Regions from separate parts of the Homo sapiens genome. Here region 1 is linked to region 2. A link is a contact called in ENCODE POLR2A ChIA-PET data. All regions are on one chromosome and are shown on one strand. Each heading gives the region's core, a stretch centred on a gene start or an enhancer-like site at or near the end of the contact. The rest is flanking DNA. Distances are from core to core; before and after follow the strand shown.

Region 1 (6,751 bases), core at 3,701-6,200, about 69 Mb after region 2:
CCTAATCCCATGAGGGTATCAAAGGAACTTCCTAGCCCTTGAGAATTCTAGAATGGGTGGCCCATTACACTCTCTCAGTAGCTATCAAGTGAAATTGTGTGTTTCACCAGCTGACTTGGATGACAAAAAAAAAAAGAAATAGAAACAAAGCATACAAAAATTAAAAAAGAAAGAAAGAAAGAAAGAAAAAACAAAACAAAACAAAAAAGACTTGGATGACTTCACCGTCCAGGGATGATTTTCCAGCACTATGAGAAAAATTGAAAACTCAGCTAACTTTTCCTCAGAGCATGAGATTTTTGGGGGCCTAGAAGCACAATAGAATTCCCAACCAATCTCTATTAGTGATGATCATTCCACTTGGAGAACTGAAAAAATAACCTAGGTTTGAACTTTTTCATAGTAAAATTGGTGAATGGGGAAGGAGAATGTCACTGTTCTCACATTTTTAAAAGTTATGATCAAATACCCAGAAAATGTGTGCAGAAAATGTGCTGGATTATAATTTTTAAATTTTGGGGGGGATTATAATTTTTTTGACAACGAAAATTTCAGTCTAGCTTCTGGTGCTTTCTTTCAGCAGATGTGGTCAGGTTAACTAATGCAGAAAGGGCTGTCAGTGGCTGGAGTGCAGTCACAGGATCATGGCTCACTGCAGCCTTGAAAAAAAAAGGGGGTGGCCGGGCGCAGTGGCTCACACCTGTAATCCCAGATACTGGGGAGGCTGAGGCAGGAGAATCACTTGAACCCGGGAGGCGGAGGTTGCGGTGAGCCAAGATGGCGCCATTGCACTCCAGCCTGGTCAACAAGAGTGAAACTCCATCTCAAAAAAAAAAAAAAAAAAAAAAAAAAGGAGGGGGCTGTCATATGAGTTTCCCCGCCTAGTAGATCCTACAGCTACTGACTTTCGCTGTTGCTGGAGCTACTACTCCCTGTGTACTAAGTTAAAAAGAATCGGCCAGGCGCAGTAGCTCACGCCCGTAATCACAACACTTTGGAAAGCCTAGAGCCCAGGAGTTCGAGACCAGCCTGGGCAACATGGTGAAACCCCGTCTCTACAAAAAAATACAAAAATTAGCTGGGCTTGGTGGCCCACCTGTAGTCCCAGCTACTCAGGAGGCTGAGGTGGGAGGATGGTTTGAGTCCAAGAGGTTGAGGCTGTAGTGCGCAGTGATCGTGCCTCTGAACTCCCGCCTGGGTGAAAGAGTGAGACCATGTCCCCAAAATAAAAAAATAAGCTTTTAAATAATTAAAGTGGCAGGGCGCAGTGGCTCATGCCTGTAATTCCAGCACTTTGGGAGGCTGAGGCGGGCGGATCGCGAGGTCAGGAGTTCGAGACCATGCTGACAAGCATGGTGAAACCCCGTCTCTACTAAAAATACAAAAATTAGCCGGGCATGGTGGCGGGCACCCGTAATCCCAGCTACTCGGGAGGCTGAGGCAGGAGAATCACTTGAACCCGGGAGGCGGAGGTTGCAGTGATCTGAGATCGTGCCACTGCACTCCAGCCTGGGCACAGAGCAATATTCCGTCTCAAAAAATAAATAAATAAATAAATAAATAAATAAATAAATAGCCGGGCGCGGTGGCTCACGCCTGTAATCCCAGTACTTTGGGAGGCTGAGGCGGGCGGATCACGAGGTCAAGAGATAGAGACCATCCTGGCTAACACGGTGAAACCCCGTCTCTACTAAAAAAAAAATACAAAAAATTAGCCGGGTGTGGTGGCGGGCGCCTGTAGTCCGGAGGCTGAGGCAGGAGAATCGCGTGAACCCGGGAGGCGGAGCTTGTAGTGGGCCGAGATCTCTCCACTACACTCCAGCCTGGGCGACAGAGCGAGACTCCGTCTCAAAAATAAATAAATAAATAAATAAATACAATAATAATAATAATAAAAGTGGCGGGGTGCAGTGGCTCACTCCTGTAATCCTAGCATTTTAGGAGACTGAGGCAGGTGGGTCACCTGAGGTCACGAGTTCAAAACCAGCCTGGCCAACATGACGAAACCCCATCTCTACTAAAAATACAAAAATTAGCCGGGCGCAGTGGCGAGCGCCTGTAATCCTAGCTACTCCGGAGGCCGAGGCAGCAGAATCACTTCAGCCGGGAAGGCAGAGGCTTCAGTGAGTGAAGATCGCGCCACTGCACTCCAGCCTGGGCAACAGAGCTAGACTCTCTCAAAAAAAAAAAAAAAAAATTAAAGTTAGTTTTACTTACAAGTCTTACTGAGGATTACAGACCGAGGGCTATAGTGTGGGAGCAGTTCCATCAGACTGGTCCAACACAGAATTTCAGCCACTCATATACAAGTGGTGAGTGTACGGCGCCTGCAAAATCACATTAAACTTGCTTCAAAGTTACATTAAAGCACAATCATATCAAAGTTTGGGTGCAAGAGTATATCTGGTTATGGATTACAGAGGTATCATCACTAACCCCATCAGACATTATCTTGTGCAGGAAAAGGCAATGACCAGAGTCATTTATCTTTTAATGAATATAGTGACTTGGAAGAGACATGGAGGGCTGTGTGCTCTATTCTGTTTTGTCTTCAAAGCATCTTTCTGGAGAGCTGTATGTTGTCACAGAGTCAGGGGCTTCATGAAACGATGCTGCCAAGTCGAAATAAGCAGGCCCGGCATGGTGGCTCACACCTGTAATCCCAGCACTTTGGGAGGCCAAAGCAAGAGCTTTCCTTGAGTTCAGGAGTTTGAGACCAGCCTGAGCAACATAGTGAGACCGTGTCTCGACAAAAATAAAAAATAACAAAATTTAGCTGGGCGTGGTGGTGGATGCCTGTGATCTCAGCTACTCGAGAGGATGAGGTTGGAGGATCCCTTGGGCCTGGGAAGTAGAAACTGCAGTGAGCTGTGATGTCACAACTGCACTCCAGCCTGGGTGACAGAACGAGACCCTGTCTCAAAAAAAAGAAAAAAAAAAAGCAGAAATGGGCAAACTACTAAATGGTCATTTTGCCAATATTACCTCCAAAGATACAATGATAGAACCAAAAACCTAAAAACTCTTTCTCAAGCTTCCACATTACTTCTCTGCACTTCAGTTCATCTTTATTTATTATTATTATTTTTTGAAGAGATGGGATCTCACTTTGTCACCCAGGCTGAAGTGCAGTCGCACAATTATGGCTCACTGCAGCCTCGATCTCCTGGGCTCAAAGTGATCCTCCCACCTGAGCCTCTTGAGTAGCTGGGACTACAGGCACACACCACCACACCCCGCTAATTTTGTTTATTTTTTGTAGTGAGTGGGTCTCACTATGTTGCCCAAGCTGGTCTTGAACTTTTGGGCTCAAGTGATCCTCCTGCCTTGGCCTCCCAAAGTGTTGGTATTACAGGTGGGAACCACTGCACTCAGCCCAATTCATCTTAAAATGGGGGAAGGGAGTCCTTAGGTGGTCTTCAAGGTCCCTGCTGGCCGCCCACCTTTATGTCCAAAGACACTTATACATTTATTGATTTAGGTGATGCTGCAGAGCGGCAGTTCTGGTTGTCTACACATTAGGAACAATTAGGAAATTTGTAGATCAGAATCCCTGGGAGTGAGACGCAGGCCTTGTTTGATTAACTTAATAAAAAAAATATGATAAATAAAATTGGAGAAGCCAAGCAGGTTAAGTACATTAGTCCAGGTATAATATATTTGGCTTCATATTAACTGTAAAAACATCACTTTTGGCTGGGCACAGTGGCTTACGCCTGTAATCCCAGTACTTTGGGAGGCTAGGGTGGGCAGATCACGAGGTCAGGAGATCAAGACCATCCTGGCTAACATGGTGAAACCTTGTCTCTACTAAAAATAAAAAAATTAACCGGGCGTAGTGGCATGCGCCCATAATCCCTGCTACTCAGGAGGCTGAGGCAGGAGAATTGCTTGAACCCGGGAGGCGGAGGTTGCAGTGAGCCGAAATGGCACCATTGCACTCCAGCCTGGGCAACAGAGCGAGACTCCGTCTCAAAAACAAACAAACAAACAACAACAACAACAACAACAAACTATCACTTTTTCAGATATGTATAAACACATTTCTTCACAAGTTCAAGGTATTTTACCAATAGCAAATAACTTGATACTGTCGTTGTGAATGAAAAGGATCACAAACTCTGATGTTTAGAATGAGTCAAATCTAGGCCGGGAACAGTGGCTCAGGCCTGTAATCCCAGCATTTTGGGGGGCCGAGGTTGGCGGATCACCTGAGGTCGGGAGTTCGAGACCAGCCTGGCCAACATGGTGAAACTCTGTCTCTACTAAAAATACAAAAACTTTAAAAAAAAGTCAAATCTAGATCCATGATTAATGACGTGCTCATTTCACATTGCATGTTTGTATCAAAACATCTCATGTGGGTAAAGCATAGACAGGCACAGAGAAAAGAAAAAAAGACAAAAAATAAGAGAAAAGATGGCCGGGCGCAGTGGCTCACGCCTATAATCCCAGCACTTTGGGAGGTCAAGGCGTGCGGATCACCTGAGGTTAGGAGTTCAAGACGAGCCTGGCCAACATGGCGAAACCCCCGTCTCTACTAAAAATACAAAAATAATCCCAGCTACTCGGGAGGCTGAGGCAGGAGAATCGGTTGAACCCGGGAGAGGGAGGTTGCAGTGAGCCGAGATCGTGCCACTGCACTCCAGACTGGAGTTTTTTCAAAAAAAAAAAACAACAACTCCGTCTTAAAAAAAAAAAAGAAAAAAGAAAAAAAATCTTATGTACACTATAAATATATACACCTACTAAGTGCCCACAGAAATTGAAAACAAAGAAAAAAATCCATGATTAAAAGCTTTTATATTAACGGGGGAACCTCTGACCAGAAAGAGCCGACAGGGGGCGTTCCTGGATGATCTGGGGCTGTCAATTGCGAGACGCGGAGGATTGTGGGACTTGTGGTTTTTCTCGCATCATTTAAGCTTTCTGGACTACATGTCCCAAAATGCAAATGCAATCAGACGGTCCCACTGTGGGGTGTGAAGTGTCCGTAGAGCTGTGAGAGGTAAGTGTGTTCTGTGTGTGCTGCGGATTTCTAGAAGTTGTGGATTTCTTGTGAGGGATTCTATTTCTCCTCTTTGCCCTCGGTGGGACCTGGAAGAGAGTAGTTGTTCCACTGATGCACGTTTTCAGCGGGGGTTTCCCCTGACCCTTTGGTCTCGGGAAACCGGACTGTGTGTTTGTTCAGCTGTTCACGTTTTGCTGTGGAATGTCAAGGAGAAAGCGGGGTCCTGATCTCAGATCTGGAAAGCCAAACATAAAATAATGTTTACATACGGGGTGCATGTCACTAGAGGATTTATGCATTGCATTGTGTCAAATAATATGTCAAAGTTTTTTCTTTTTCTTTTTTTTTTTTTTTTTGATACGGAGTCTTGCTTCTTCGCCCAGGCTGGAGTGCAACGGCGCGATCTCGGCTCACTGCAACCTCCGCCTCCCGGGTTCAAGCAATTCTCCTGCCTCAGCCTCCCTAGTAGCTGGGATTACGGGCACGTGCCACAATGCCCGGCTAATTTTTTTTGTATTTTTAGTAGAGTCGGGGTTTCACCATGTTGGCCAGGCATGTCTCGAACTCCTGATCTCAAGTGATCTGCCTGCGTCGGCCTCCCAAAGTGCTGGGATTTCAGACGTGAGCCACCGCACCCGGCCCTCTATTGTTACAGCTAGAAAAGCTGACGGGCAGGGGTCTTGTCTCTCTGATGTGTCCAAGTAGCAGAGCTTGCAGTGGAGGGTAAACTAAAATAAGGGGGAAATGAAAAAATAAAAGGAATGCGTGTGTGTGCTTAATTACATGAACAAAATCAAACAAAACCTGACTCATTAGGGCCAGACTCAGAGGCTCACACCTGTAATTCCAGCACGTTGGGAGGCCGAGGCGGGCAGATCACTAGAGCTCAGGAGTTCGAGACTAGCCTGGCCAACATGGTGAAACCCTGCCTCTACTAAAAATACAATAATTAGCCGGGCATGGTGGCCATGTAGTCCCAGCTATTCTGGAGGCTGAGGCAGGAGAATCACTTGAACCCGGGAGGCGGCGGTTACAGTGAGCCAAGATCATGCCACTGTACTCTAGCCTGGGCAACAGAGGGAGACTCTGTCTCAAAAAACAAAACGAAAACAAACAAACAAAAAATGAGAAAAAAAAAAAACCACCCCAGTTTCTCACATGAGGCTTCTTTTTCTCTAGAATGAAGATGAGCTTTGCGTTGACTTTCAGGTCAGCAAAAGGCCGTTGGATCGCAAACCCCAGCCAGCCGTGCTCGAAAGCCTCCATTGGGTTATTTGTGCCAGCAAGTCCTCCTCTGGACCCTGAGAAGGTCAAAGAGTTACAGCGCTTCATCACCCTTTCCAAGAGACTCCTTGTGATGACTGGGGCAGGAATCTCCACCGAATCGGGGATACCAGACTACAGGTCAGAAAAAGTGGGGCTTTATGCCCGCACTGACCGCAGGCCCATCCAGCATGGTGATTTTGTCCGGAGTGCCCCAATCCGCCAGCGGTACTGGGCGAGAAACTTCGTAGGCTGGCCTCAATTCTCCTCCCACCAGCCTAACCCTGCACACTGGGCTTTGAGCACCTGGGAGAAACTCGGAAAGCTGTACTGGTTGGTGACCCAAAATGTGGATGCTTTGCACACCAAGGCGGGGAGTCGGCGCCTGACAGAGCTCCACGGATGCATGGACAGGTGCAGGAGCTGTACACGGTTTGAACGCAAACCCGTGTGTTGTTTTGGGAGAGTAGGGACCTT
Region 2 (7,382 bases), core at 47-2,546:
TAAAAATCTCTGCAAAGAGCCTCTTTTCTTTGGCCCAGGAATGCTTCCCGAACTCTTCTGATTTCCCCCTGCCCAGCCGCAGAGGCTATTCTGTGAAGGTTTTAGGCTTCCAGTCGGGCTGAGTGGGGTATTCTGCCGCGAAAGTGGAGGTTAGAGGGTATGCTGGGAGCTCCCTTGGCCTTGCCAGGTGAGCCTGCCCAGGGAGCCTGCATCGGGCCCATTATTATGACTATTTATTAATAATAATATCGATATTAAATATTTATGAAGTGCTCATGCTCTGCTAGAAGGTGGCCCTCCCATCACTGACCCACCCTTCCAGCAACGCCTGGGTCCCTACCCCCGGGTCCCACCGGTCGTCCCGGAGTTTGTTCATTCGGGAGAACCGTGACAGGTCACCCTGGCCGCCCCAGCTGGCCCTAACCGCCGGGAACCCAGGCGTCCGTGTTCTCCAGAGAGGCAAGGATCCGCTTCTGGTCGCCACTGGTTCTGTGTACAGAGCGTCCCCTGTGGTCCGCACCCCACAAGGGCTCCAGGGGCAGAAACGGGGAGGGGCCAGGTCGGGGTTCCCCACCGGGTCCACCTGGCGGCCGCCCCCTCCGCTCCAGGTCCAGAGCGGCCCGCGGGCGGGCGAGGGCGCGGCCCCCGGGTGTCTAGCCCCAGCTGGGCAACCGCGCGCTGTCCCGCTCCCGCAGCTCCCCGCCGCCCCGGCCCAGCATCCCGCCGCCCCGGCCCCGCGGCTTTTTTTCTCTTTATCATAAATATATAAATTATGCTAATTACGGGCATTGCATATTAACCAAACCCGAAACCTCCCCTGCCCGGCCCCCTCCCCCTCCGTGCAAACCCCTCCCCGCCCCGGACCCCGCTACTTACCGGAGCCCGAGCCCGAGCCGCCTTCGCCGCGGGTGTCTGGCGGCCACCGATTAGAGATTCATCTCACAGCCCGGGCCAGGGGGCCGGGGCCGGGGCCGGGGCCACGGCGGCCGCCGCCCGCAGACAAAGAAGCCAGTGCGGCTTGGCTGGGCTCGGCTCGGCCCGGGAGCTGGTCGGGACCCGCCGCCGCCCCCAGGCCCCCAGCCTGGGCTGGGCAGAGCCGAAGGGGGCTCCGCAGGCTAAGCCGGGCGGAGAGGGGACGGCCGGGAAGCGGGAAGGGGAAGCCGGGTGGGGGGGCGGTCAGGTATATATTTTTCTTCGTTCCCCCTTCCACGACCCCCCCCTTTTCCCTCCCCCCCTTTTTTCCCTCCTTCTGCTACTTGGATTTTTTTAGCTGCTGCGTCATGAGCATAATTTATGCAAAGAGCTTTGCCGCATGCTGCACCGCCCGCGCCAGCCGCCGGGGGCGGCGGGCTGGGAGGGCGGTCAGGGAAGGGAGGGGAGCACGGGAGCCAGGAGCGAGGGGTGGGGGTGGGGAGGGGACCCTCTGGCCCTGGCCGAGCGGGAGGTCCCGGAGGCTCTCTCCCGGGACAGGGATGGACGGTCAGTGGGTCTGGTTACTCAGCCCCTCCGAGGTGCCGCGGAGGTGGTTTCATTTCGGAAGGTGCCAGAGTAGGAGCTGGAGTCCGGACCCTCCATGCCACATGGCCTTCAGCTGAGGGTTGGGGCGGTGACTCCCGGCCACCGCCTTTCCTCTAGGTAGTCAACTGTCCTCAATGTTGAAAGTCAAGTTTATGTCTATCCCTCCCTCCCTAGAAAGGCGGGGGAACTCAGACATCGCTCAGCCAACGTGGAGAACCTCTGAACAGCTGTGCCCCAGCGCCAAAGCAGCGAAGGGTCCCAGGTCTCTCACCCGGTGGCGGCCGTGGGCTGTGTTGTCTAAAAGCAGATTTCCGGCCTTCTTGTCCAAGTAGACAAGGAAATGTGAACAGAAAGACAAAGTTCAGTGGAATGGTGAAAAACCTCTAGCAGCTTCTTAAGGTAGAGAGGGGACCAGAAAAGGGGTGGATGTGGGTGGCTGAGGGAAAGCAGATTGGAGAAGTGGTGGACAACTGAAAGAGGAAAAAGTTGGAAGACCAAAGTGGAAGCGTGGGAATGGAGAGAAGAACTGGGAAGGAAGGAGGCTCTGTAAATCCAGTGAATGTGGATCCCAATACTGAGGCCACCTGCTGTCATCCTAGGCTGTTCCCCCTCCCACCCTCTCCCGATATTTGGTGGTCTGAGGATAGCTAGAGGTAGATGGGTTAGAGGCAGTGTGAGAATGCAGTTGGAGGCCTCAGTCCTCCCCGGGACTGCTCCGTAAGGCCTCGTGGTGGAAGGGCATTGAATGGCCCGGCCTCGTCGTTAACCTGGCCAGTGGACTAGGCTGTTATCAGCTTGCTGTTTCCATCTGGAAGTGAGCAGGTACTGCTGGCGGCGGATTTATGAGTAACCAATGTATTAGGAGTCAGAATACTTAGGTTTTAGTCCCAACTCTTCCACTAGCCGTCCAGGCAAGTAATTTAACTTCTTCATTACTTATAAAACAAGGATAATATTTATAATGACATTTATAATGACTACTTCATAGGGTTAAGTTTGTGAGCCTGTATGTGAAAAAACTGAAAGCTGCAAGCTCTATACAACTGTAAGGTGTCATTCCTTGTACAATAGTTTGAACTCGTTTTAATGGCCCTGTGAAACTCTACTGCGTGGCTTGATATTACAGTTCTTGGGGTTTTTGTTTGGCCGGTAGTCCCTGTAGTTTCTCTCCCTGGACTGTGAATTCTTTGAGAGCACTGGTTGTGACTTACTCATGTTTGTATTTCCCACTACTCTTTATGTGAAGGAGGGGCTCAGTATTGCTGCTGAACTTTGTCACATGAAGGTTGAAACTTTTCATTTATGTCACTTGGTTTGGTGCTACACATAGATCAAAGGCTTTGGATAGCATGGATATCAGCGACAGTTTGAAGAAAGAAATATGGATGTGATCAGAGGAGTTCAGGGAGACATACATAAAAATGTTAATCACGGTTTTCTTTATGTTGTATACACTTCTGCATTGCTTAAATATTTGATGAGCATATATTACTTTTTGTTTCTGTGTTTATTGGGGCATAACATGTACACAGTATGTGTATACCTTGATAAATTTTTACATGTATATACATATGTACGTGTATGTATGTGTGTATACATATGTACGTGTATGTATGTGTGTATACATATGTACGTGTATGTATGTGTGTGTATACATATGTACGTGTATGTGTGTGTATACATATGTACGTGTATGTGTGTATACATATGTACGTGTATATGTGTGTATACATATGTACGTGTATATGTGTGTATACATATGTACGTGTATATGTGTGTGTACATATGTACGTGTATGTGTGTGTATACATATGTACGTGTGTGTGTATACATATATACACGTGTATAGATACGTGTATACATATATACATGTCTATATATACATGTATATACTCACACACATATATATATCCATGTAATCCCCACCCAAAACAAGATATAGAGCCTTTCCAAGACCTGAGGATTCCCTTATGTACCTTCACCGGCCATAAATTCCCAAAGTAACCATTATTCTGATTTCTGTCACCATAGATTGATTACTTGAGCTGATTCTTGAACTTCTCATAAATGGAATCAGACAATATGCAATCTTTTGTGTTTGGCTTCTGTCACTCAACAAAATTTTTTTTTTTGAGACGGAGTCTTGCTCTGTCGCCCAGGCTGGAGTGCAGTGGTGTGATCTCGGCTCACTGCAACCTCCGCCTCTCGGGTTCAAGTGGTTCTCCTGCCTCAGCCTCCCAAGTAGCTGGGACTGCAGGTGCGTGCCATCACGCCCAGCTAATTTTTTTTTTCTTTTTTTTTTCGAGATGGAGTCTCGCTCTGTCGCCCAGGCTGGAGTGCAATGGTGTGATCTCAGCTCACTGCAACCTCCACCTCCTAGGTTCGAGTGATTCTCCTGCCTCAGCCTCCTGAGTAGCTGGGATTACAAGCACACGCCACCATGCCCGGCTAATTTTTGTATTTTTAGTAGAGATGGGGTTTCACCATGTTGGTCAGGCTGGTCTTGAACTCCTGACCTCATGATCCGCCCACCTCAGCCTCCTAAAGTGCTGGGATTACAGGCATGAGCCACCACGCTCCCAGCTAATTTTTTATACTTTTGGTAGACACAGGGTTTCACCATGTTGGCCAGGCTGGTCTCGAACTCCTGACCTCAAGTCATCCGCCCTCCTCGGCCTCCCAAAGTGCTGGGATTACAGGTGTCGGCCACCACACCCGGCCTCAATATATGTTTTTGAGATTCATCCATGTTGTTGAATGTAGAAGTATTTTTTATTGCTGTGTAGTATTCCATTGCATAATTATACTACAATTTATCCATTCCATTATTGATGGGCATTTGCTTGTTGTTTGGGCCTCTTAGGAATAAAACTGCTATGAGCATTCTTGTACAAGTATTTTGGTGAACATATGCACTTATTTCTTCCAGGTAAATACTGAGGAGTAGAATAGCTATTCTATTTTATTTAGCTTTTGTCCATACTGCTAAATAGTTTTCTATAGTGTTTGAACCAATTTATATCTTTATCAGCAATGCATGAGAGAGTTCTAATTGTTTTACATCCTCACCAGTATGTGGTATTGGTAGTCTTCTTGCAATGAAAGTTTATTACTTTTTGGCTGGGCGCTGTGGCTCATGCCTATAATCCCAGCACTTTGGGAGGCTGAGGCGGGTGGATCGCCTGAGGTCAGGAGTTCGAGAGCAGCCTGGCCAACATGGTGAAACCCCGTCTCTACTAAAAATATAAAAACTAGCCGGGCGTGGTGGTGGGCTCCTGTAATCCCAGCTACTCGGGAGGCTGAGGCAGGAGAATTGCTTGAACCCAGGAGACGGAGGTTACAGTGAGCCGACACGGTGCCACTGCACTCCAGCCTCAGTGACAGAGTGAGACTCCGTCTCAAAAACAAAAAACAAAGTATATTACTTAAAAAATTTTTTTTTCTTTTTTTGCCTGGGCATGCCAAAGACCGCACCTGGCTTTTGTTGTTGTTGTTGTTGAGACAGAGTCTCACTCTTTAGCCCAGGATGGAGTGCAGTGGCACGATCTCCACTCACTGCAACCTCTGCCTCCTGGGTTCAAGCGATTCTCCTGCCTCAGCCTCCCAAGTAGCTGGGATTGCAGGCATGTGCCACCGTGCCCAGCTAATTTTTGTATTTTTAGTAGAGACAGGGTTTCACCATGTTGGCCAGGCTGATGTCAAACTTCTGACATCAGGTGATCCGCCTGCCTCCACCTCCCAAATTGCTAGGATTACAGGTGTGAGCCGCCACGCCTGGCCTAATATTTTATTATTTTTATTTTAAAATTTTACTTTTTTTTGAGACAGAGTCTTGCTCTGTCACCCAGGCTGGAGTGCAGTGATGAGACCTTGGCTCACTGCAACCTCCACTTCCCGGGTTCAAGCTATTCTCCTGTCTCAGCCTCTCGAGTAGCTAGGATTACGGGCATGCACCACGATGCCCGGCTAATTTTTGTATTTTTAGTAGAGATGAGTCTTCACCATGTTGGCCAGGCTGGTTTTGAACTCCTGACCTCAGGTGATCCACCTGCTTCGGCCTCCCAAAGTGCTGGGATTACAGGCGTGAGCCACTGCACCCGACCTATAGTATTTTGTTATAACAGCCCAAACGGACTAAGACCCATCGATACTGATCCACTTTCAGGTTCTTAAACTTCGAGCTCTTTCCTGCCTTCATTGTGTCTGCCTATGCTGTTTCTTCTGCCTCCTCCTTAGCCCATCTTTCAGGCCTTGCCTTATATATGGCTTCCTTCCTCAGAGACATTTTCCCTGCACTTCAGTGTTATTTTGTCTCGTATCACCTTCCCGTTTTCTTAATCACCATGTGTGCTGATGTATTTGTATGTTTATTTTCTATTTAATATGTTTACCGAGTAGGCAGTAAATTCCAAGGCAACAGTCCATTTTGTTTTTGACTGGACATTTGGCACCAAGCCCAGTTATCTGGCACACAGTAGATAATAATTACTTATTGAATAAATGAAGGCTCGGAAAGTTGGGGAAATGTGAGTGAAGGAGAAAACGAAAACGTGCTGGGCTGAGAATCCTGTTGAAGAGTTTTATTTGGCCGGACACGGTGGCTCACGGGTGTAATCCCAGCACTTTGGGAGGCCGAGTCAGGTGGATCCCGAGGTCAGGAGTTTGAGACCAGCACGGCCAACATAGTGAAACCCCGTCTTTACTTTTTTGTTTGTTTGTTGAGACGGAGTCTCGCTCTGTCACCCAGGCTGGAGTGCAGTGGCGTGATCTCGGCTCACTGCAAGCTCTGCCTTCCAGATTCATGCCATTCTCCTGCCTCAGCCTCCCGGGCAGCTGGGACTACAGGTGCCCACCACCACGCCTGGCTAATTTTTTTGTATTTTTCTTTTTTTTTTTTTTTTTTTTTTTAGCAGAGATGGGGTTTCACTGTGTTAGCCAGGATGGTCTTGATCTCCTGACCTCGTGATCCTCCCACCTTGGCCTCCCAAAGTGCTGGGATTACAGGCATGAGCCACCGCGCCCAGCCCCGTCTTTACTAAAAATACAAAAATTAGCCTGGTGTGGTGGCATGTGCCTGTAGTCCTAGCTACTCGGGAGGCTGAGGCAAGAGAATCGCTTGAACCTGGAGTTGCAGTGAGCTGAGACCGTGCCATTGCACTCCAGCCTGTGTGACAGAGTGAGACTCCGTCTCAAAAAAAAAAAATTATATACTGGATGGCTTATAAACAACATAAATTTATTTCTCACAGTTCTAGAAGCTGGAAAGTTCAATATCAAGATGCTGGCTGATTTGATTTCTTCTGAGGGCCTGCTTCCTAGTTCATAGACAGCCATCTTCACATGGCAGAAGCAGGCTAGGAAGCTCTCTGGGGTTCCTTTTATAAGGGCTCTGATCCCATTCATGAAAGCTCTACCCTCATGACCTAATCACCTCCCAAAGGGCCCACATAATACCATCACATTGGGGGCCAGAATTTCAATATATGAATTTTGAGGGGGACACAAACATTTGGTCTCTTGTAGGCTAGGACACCGCAAGAGGTGGGGGAGAATTGTACAAAATGAGGTTGGAAAGGGAGGCAGACACCAAATCAGGTAGGCTTGGCCATATATACCTCTAATCTTTCTAATTGGGACCCTTCTAGCTTTGCAAACTCAAGATTTACCTCCTCCAAGAAGGCTTCCTGTATAATACATACCACATTGTTCTAATTATTATTATTTTATTTTGTTTGAGATAGGGTCTCACTCCTTCACCCAGTCTGGATGTAGTAGTGTGATCTTGTTTCACTGCAGCCTCAACCTTCTGGGCTCAAGTGATCCTCCTGCCTCAGCCTCCCAAGTAGCTGGGACTACAGGTATGT

What was found. ChIA-PET counts read pairs that join two places held with the same protein, here RNA polymerase II (POLR2A).
Region 1: POLR2A ChIA-PET joins it to region 2 with 10 read pairs in activated B cell. The contact joins the promoter of SIRT4 here to the promoter of POU6F1 in region 2. POLR2A ChIA-PET finds 5 or more read pairs at or near these places in 2 of 52 experiments (HepG2 and activated B cell).

Annotation. Positions count from the first base shown.
Region 1 is chr12:120,297,371-120,304,121 of GRCh38, forward strand. It overlaps SIRT4 (sirtuin 4), which reads left to right and starts at 4,951. Exons shown (of 4, transcript NM_012240.3): 1 at 4,951-5,008; 2 at 6,191-6,688. The coding sequence starts at 6,192.
Region 2 is chr12:51,216,766-51,224,147 of GRCh38, forward strand. It overlaps POU6F1 (POU class 6 homeobox 1), which reads right to left and starts at 1,297. Exons shown (of 11, transcript NM_001330422.2): 1 at 877-1,297. RefSeq lists silencers at 471-730, 961-1,120, 1,321-1,470, 3,578-3,757 and an enhancer at 1,621-1,680.